Regions from separate parts of the Homo sapiens genome. Here region 1 is linked to region 2. A link is a contact called in ENCODE Hi-C or POLR2A ChIA-PET data. All regions are on one chromosome and are shown on one strand. Each heading gives the region's core, a stretch centred on a gene start or an enhancer-like site at or near the end of the contact. The rest is flanking DNA. Distances are from core to core; before and after follow the strand shown.

Region 1 (3,612 bases), core at 64-2,563, 79 kb after region 2:
CCCACGTGTGTGCGCTGGTATTTCACGTGCTCCTCTATCACTGGTAAGAGCTAAGGTGGTGCAACTCCTCACAGGTGGAGAAAATGAAGCAGAGAAGCTTGTGTGACTCACTTAAGGTCATCTATGTCGGCGCCACTTCTCAGACTCCAGCTGTCCTCATATCCCCAGAAATGCTTTTTCAGGTCAACAGTGCCTTTAAGTCCTTGGATTCCAGCTGGTAATAAATTTTTCCTGCCATTAGTTAATAAAGGAAATAGGGGTTGCCTAGAAGCAAGCAGATATGATTGGGAGGAAGCTGAGGAAACATTCTAGCACCTCTGTTTTATTCTTTGTCTTCAGAGAGAAGATTCTATATCACATACAAGGAAGCAGAGCATTCAGTGACAAGCCCTGACTCTACTGTGGCTGAGTAACCACCCAGTCACTCTGGTTGTTGGTGAAGACTCAGCATTGCCCTGGCACTTTAATCACTGGGGTCCCGGGGGCCCACAGGGCTCAATATCTTACACATGCAGTTCATGTACCAGCTGTTGCAGGAAACAGGTTCTCTGGAGTTTAAAAAAGAAAGGCAATTTCTCTAATTTGGATCAGGCCAGGTAAAATGGTGGCTGAGGCTGTCCCTGTTCTGGGTCTCAGGAACTCAGAGCAGGCGTTCATAGGTCACGAGATTGGCATCAGACAAGAGTAGATAAATAGAAAATTTTTTTCCGGTACAAATACAGGTCTGTGCGGCCCCGTGTCACGTTGTACCTGGTTATATGTGCTGAAGTCTCTGAGCTACTCCCACAGTCAAGCTGGTCACAAATCGGATTGGGCCTCATTTTCACCCTGAAGGAAACTGAGGCTGAGAGTTGCTGAGGCCTGCCCTAAAGGTTGTGGCAAGAGACTCAGCTGGAGGTGAGGTTCCTCTCCTCTAACCTCAACAGGACTCTCCCCACTGGTACGCTACAACAGCTTGGAAGGTAATCGCACTTGTCAGCGTGGGCTTTCCGGAATATGTGCTGCTCATATTCTGGGAAGGGCAGGCAGCGGGGGTGAGGGTGAGACAGGAAATCTTTCTGGAGGCTCTGAAGCCATTCCGGTTTTGGAGCATCCCCAGCAACTCCCACAGAATCAAGCCTTTTAAACTGCCTTTTGGAGAGGTTCGACTGAGAGCAAGGCTGCCTCAATCTGCTTCTGCCCAACTTCCTTTCTGTGAGGCCCCACAAGAGGACTAGAGCAGCGCCCCAGGGAGGATGCGAGGAGAATGGGCTGATTGAGCGATGTGGGCACAGGGCTGGCTGGCTGCCACCGTGCTGTCTGTCAGCAGGCTACAGGGTGGCTTTTCTTCTTGGTTTGCTTGCAGAGCCAGGGAGGCTGGGTGCCAGGGAGAATATTTTCTTTGTTTGGGAAAAGCCGTGTCCATCTGGCTTGCTCTGTAGCCTGTAGCCTCTCGCCTGAGAAGCTTTCCTGCCACTGGACATGGATCCCACTGGCAGGGTCTCTGCTGTGACCGACAGAAGATGCCGGCCCTGGGAGAGGCAACCAGTGAGGGCCCTACACAGAGCATGCCTGCGCCTGGACTGACCCAGCCTTCAGTTCATCCACCCCACAGACATTGGCTCAGGGTCTCCCCTGGTGGAATGTGGACCATGGCCTGTTGTTACAGGCTCAGGTAGATTGTCGACAATGGTGCTCCAGTATTCTCGGCCTGGGGGAGCTTGCATCCTGCATAGCCCCTTAATTTTTGCAGATGAGGACACTGAGACTCAGAGATCTGAAATAGCTTGTCCAAGGTCACACAAGAAAGCCAGGTTCAAGGCCTGGCTCCACCACTGCCTTGTCTTGTGGCCTTGAGCAAGTTCCTTGGCCTTGCTGGGCCTGTTTCCTAATCTCTGAAGGGGGATAAGTACCTAGTCCACAAGGCTAATGTGGGAGTTAAATGAGATGATCCAGCTGAGGGCCTCATCAAAGGCCCTCTGCTCATGGGAGGAGTCCCGTACAGTCCACCTCCATCTCTGAATCTGCATTACCCTTGTTTTATTATTGTCATGCAGTTGGCAACAACCACTACAATCAAATGAAGACCTCGGAAGCCAAGGCTGTGCAGCTGTTGCACAAAGTTCCTCGAAAGTCCCTCTTGCCTTCCATCCTCCCCATGTTCCCACATGGTAGAGATGGCAAGTCTCCTTTCTTTCATTTTACTGATGAGATAAAACTTCAGTCAAAGATGTGTCCTAAACCTGTGCTCTCCACTTCCTGGTTTCCCTGCTCTTTCTGTCTCCACCTGCTGCCAATTAGAATATTCCCACTGGTAGGATATTCCAGCCATGAGGGCGCTGAGTGTGGGAAAGAAGGAATACCCCCTCCCACCCCAAATCAATGGAAATCACCTCAGCATTCTTCTTACTGTTTTCTATTTTTTCTTGGGTTCATCTCCAGGGGCTGCGGGTTGGGGGCTAAGGACTGGGGGTCCTTGACTGACTGCACAGGGCTGGATCTGACGGAGCAGATAGAACGCATTTCCCAGCTCTGGGGCTGTGGCCAGTGACAACTTTAACGGCAAAGAATTACCATCAATTGTGTCCTGTGGCTGAAGGGATTTATGGACATTTTATGTGACTCTATGGACACAGACCCAAGGTTCCAACTGAACAGAGCTGGGAAGAAACACAGTGGCCCTTGTTAAACGGAAAGAATGAGTTTAATGTATACAGGGAGAGGGTAAGGGGTGGCGGTGGGGAGACAGAAGGAAAGGAGGTTCCCCGTGTTAAATATTTACAATTTGGGACTTGGGTCCTGTATTTCCAAAGGTGGTGGCAGGAGGGTGATTTCCGTAATATATTCCTCCCTCAAAACCCACCTTGCATGAGAAACTGCAGCAGGCACAAAATATTGCTCATGAATATTAATCAGTAAACTCCCCCTGCCAGTTGGGAATGGGGGCTGGTACTAAAATACTCCCTCCCCAACCCCCAAAGGCAAACAGCCCCCAAGGAAAACCCTGAAGCCAGCTCCCCAGGCTGACAGCAGAAGTATTCCTGGCCGTGGGGTCAGAGGGCATGGCCAGGGGAGGGGTCAGCTTTGTTTCCACTGTGTGTTGGTGAATGCCAAACCTTTATGGAACTTTGCTAGCTGTGTTTTGGGCTATTTAGCTGCAAAACCAAAAGATTTATTTTTTCCCTCTCTCTCCTTTTGGGTTTTGTCTTCCACTGGCAGCAGTAACATATGCAGGTCTGGAGGCCGTTAAGGCAGGCCAGGCTCTCTCCCATCCGAAGAAAAGAAAAGACAGGTCTTAATTAAAAGAGAACCCAACATTTGTAAAGCCAGCACAAACATTCCCAACATCCACCACCATTGCTTCTGTGATCTTTTCAATAGACAAAGGAAAAATGAGTGGCATGGGAGGCATCTTTCATGATACATTTTATCTGTACAACCTGTTACCTTTTTTTTTTTTTTTTTTTTTTTTTTGAGATGGAGTCTCGCTCTGTCACCCAGGCTGCAGTGCAGTGGCGCCATCTCGGCTCACTGCAAGCTCTGCCTCCCGGGTTCACACCATTCTCCTGCCTCAGCCTCCCAAGTAGCTGGGACTACAGGCACCCACCACCACACCCGGCTAATTTTTTTTTT
Region 2 (3,602 bases), core at 183-2,682:
CACTGGTGAGATTTTGATGTTCAAATTGACGTCCCCATCCTTAGCCCCCAGAGGGGAGCAGCCAGGGAGCTGCAGCTGACAATCTGAGGAAGAGGAAGGGTGTCAGGGAGCCTGGGTGTGGGGAGAATCTTCCCCTCAAGACCCACATATTGCTAGAGTTCTCCTTGTGAACCAAGGAGCCCCTAGCCCACAGGTAACCTCACTGCCTGTTTTTCAACCTTTATAGTTTCCTTTGGAAAAGCATTCACATCTTCCTGAGAACTGAGATAAGATGCTAGTACCTTTGCAGAGATTGAATTAATCAAGCTGTGCAGGAATGGAACCCAGAGTGGATGCCTGGATTGGGGATTGATGGAAGAGGGAGAGGAAGAAGTGGGACAAGATGGAGGAGTCCTGGGAGGTAGGTCGGGAGGCCCATCTACAGCAGCTTTGCCTGTTCCCCATTTTCCCAGCCAGCAGCCTGTGTCCATACTCCTCCAGCCAACAATCTGAACATGAGGCATAGGCTGCCAATCTCCAGCTGGCCCTAGAAGGCTCTGAAGTATACATTTAAGGAAGAGGGGAAGCATTTCCTCCTTATCTCATAGAGCAGACCCACCTGGGGCAGCAAAGTCCCTTCTCCAAAGGCTAAGAGATCACATAAAACTCAACCACAAGTTAAGAGGAGTCATTAGTGTTCTAACATGTACGATCAGACATGAGCAGTGCCCTCTGCGGAGCGTCATCCTCCCCACCAACCCTTGCTTGTGCCCATCTCTTAGCCAATCCACTCTAAAGCAGGTGTCCAGAGGAGCTGTTAGTCAAGCAGGGAGAACAACTTTGAAATGGCACATTCCAGTGGGAGATACTGACAGAAGGGGTGGCTTGGCTTTTTCAGATTTTACCATAATCCTTCTCTTGACTCACTGTCTAGACATAGGTGCACAAAGGGTTAACAGGCCTTGTAGGACTCAGCTGCCAAGTACACTTAATGCTCAGTCCAGCACTCCTGGCTTGTATTCTTATGCTGCTGGAGTGGCCTGTTCATGGCATCTGGTTCCCTGGCAACAGCTTTCATTGGCTCATTCAAAGCCCTTTCTTCTTAAGAAAGCTCCTACTGAGACGCCCACCACCACTATGAATCACCATCTTAACTCTGTGTTTAGGATGCAGTTGGTATGAAAACAGCATTAGTAGATGAGGAAAAAGAAAGAAATGGCCAGGTTAAGTCCACCTGTCTTGCATGAACCTTGCACTGGTTTTCTACTGGGCCAGTGGGAAATTACCTGCTTTTCCACTGGGACAGAGGGAGAGGCTGGGCCAGAAAGTTTCCCAGAGCTGGAGTTCTTTGTTCGGCAGAGATCCATGAGCCTCTGTGATTCATGACTAGCTGTTTCCTGGGCTAATCTGTGATATAACTGTGGGCTCTGTGCTCTGACAAGGGGCGTTGCTGAGCTGAGGGAGTTCAGACAATGAAATCCATATTGTGGAAGGCTTGTTCCCAGCCAGCAACAAGCTGGGGAAAGGCATCTGCCTCCATCAGAACCTGAGGAGTCTGGCAGCTGCTCCACCCTTCCCCAAGACATCTCAGCAGCTCCAGAATTGCTCAGAATAGCAGTGAAAAGTAGCTCTTCAGGCAGCATTCGGAAAAAAGAAAAGTTGACTCGATTCTGTAACTCATAAAGATGGGAATTCTTAGGGGAATTCTTCAGTCTTACTGAGAACCACTTTGAGTTTTCTTGTTTTGTTTAGGGAATAAATAAAATGAGAAGCAACAAAGTGGAGTTAAAGAAGGCAAGCTATTCTCACTTTTGGTTCACCTGTGTCAGTCCATTTGACTCTGTCTTTTTAAAGCAAATTTCATCTCATGCACTCGTGCTCACTGAAATCTAAGTACATAGCATATTCAGGAAATAAAAGTGTTCAAAATTCACAGTAATATTTATTAAAAATGCTGGCTTTTGGCCTGGCCATCCGCTCTAGTATTTGTGCTGCTCTAACCTTCTGATTCCTCAAGAGAAAAGTTGCCAGGTGTAGTGGCTTATGCTTGCAATTGCAACACATTGGGAGGCTGAGGCAGGAGGATTGCTTGAGGCCAGAAGTTCAAGACCAGCTTGGGCAACATACCAAGACTGCCACCCCCATATCTACCAAAAAAATTAAAAAAAAAAAAAAAAGAAAACAGCTATCTTGGTCTTGGTGGTGAGATGTTATGAAAGAGTTGACAAGTCAAAGAAACAGGGTTTGTGACTGCTCTGCTTGAGAGTAAAAACTGCGGTGTGGAAGTGAGCACAGGTCCTTTCCTGCTGCTGTGTAGGCAGATGAATGTCTCTCTGCGTCTGATCCACTGGCTTGTCCACAGCTTAGCAGGATAAAGGCTCTTGGTGGTTCTATATCCACATGTTGTTAAAATATGTTATGAACAGCACTTACCAAAATAATGTATGTTTGAGAGCTATTTGGGAATCAGGCTGTGTGTCCCTTATTAAATGTGTAATGGGCAAGCCTTAATCTCGCTTAGCCTGAGCCTCAGTTTCCTCCACTGGAAAATGGGGATAATAGCACCTCTCATACGGAGGTGTTGCAAGGACTAAGAGAAATGAAGTATCTGTGCACCACCCCCATAGATTCTGATTGAATTGTTCTGGAATAGGGTCCTGGTACTGATAGGTTTTAGAAGCTCCACAGGTGATTCTGATGTTCAGCCAGCATTAAGAATCACAGATGCTGCATATGAAAGGCACTCTGTGGTTATTTATTTTTTAGGCTGAAGAATTCCTCAAATATTATGGATTCCTAGGGATGGAGATGAGAAGGAGATAATATTTACAGAAACAAAATTTCTTTATTGATTTGTCAGATTCTAGAGTTACCTAGACTGTAACAGAAGTATAGCCCAGCGCAGTGGACACATTCTCTCCCCTTTGAGACCTTTCCAGATGAGTCTTTTTTTTTTTTTAATTTTTAAGGAAAAGGGTTTTATTTGGGTCACAGTTCTGCAGGCTGTACATGAAGTGTGGCACCAGCAACTGCTTCTGGTGAGGGCCTCAGGAGGCTTACAATCATGGTGGAAGGTGAACGGGGAGCCGGCATGTCACATCGTGAGAGGGGGGCAAGAGAGGCCCTGATGGATCTTAGTCAAATAGTTTTTTCATTAGAAAAAAACCACATATGGCCAGGCGCAGTGACTCACGCCTGTAATCCCAGCACTTTGGGATGCCGAGGCGGGTGGATCACCTGAGGTTGGGAGTTCGAAACCAGCCTGACTAACATGGAGAAACCCCATCTCTACTAAAAATACAAAATTAGCCGGGTATGGTGGCACATGCCTGTAATCCCAGCTACTTGGGAGAGTGAGGCGGGAGAATCGCTTAAACCCGGGAGGTGGAGGTTGAGGTGAGCTGACATCGCGCCATTGCACTCCAGCCTGGGCAACAAGAGCGACACTCCATCTCAAAAAAAAAACAAAACCACACACACACACACACACACACACACACACACACACACAGAGAGAGAGAGAGAGAGAGACAGAGAGAGAGAGCACCTTCTACAAGAATGTTTTGGGGAGAGATTAAACAGTATAATAGGGATAAATAGATAAATAGTTCATGGCTGGTCTT

What was found. Hi-C counts contacts between places; a loop is a spot of excess contacts on that map. ChIA-PET counts read pairs that join two places held with the same protein, here RNA polymerase II (POLR2A). Pooled maps may share reads with other maps.
Region 1: a loop to region 2 is called in a pooled map, with 2.2 times the contacts of the local background. The contact joins two enhancer-like sites. A Hi-C loop is called at or near these places in 1 of 37 single-sample maps with no recorded cell type and 2 of 50 pooled maps. POLR2A ChIA-PET finds 5 or more read pairs at or near these places in 3 of 52 experiments (GM12878, H1 and activated T-cell).

What each region holds. Positions count from the first base shown.
Region 1 is chr2:201,982,997-201,986,608 of GRCh38, reverse strand. No RefSeq gene overlaps it. Among named protein-coding and RNA genes, the nearest start is that of FZD7, 49 kb to the left of the region's middle. Within about 2 kb of position 1,313, at least 3 of the 41 ENCODE cell types and tissues checked have a DNase peak (open chromatin) inside an H3K27ac peak, as active enhancers do.
Region 2 is chr2:202,062,166-202,065,767 of GRCh38, reverse strand. No RefSeq gene overlaps it. Among named protein-coding and RNA genes, the nearest start is that of KIAA2012, 9.3 kb to the left of the region's middle. Within about 2 kb of position 1,432, at least 7 of the 41 ENCODE cell types and tissues checked have a DNase peak (open chromatin) inside an H3K27ac peak, as active enhancers do.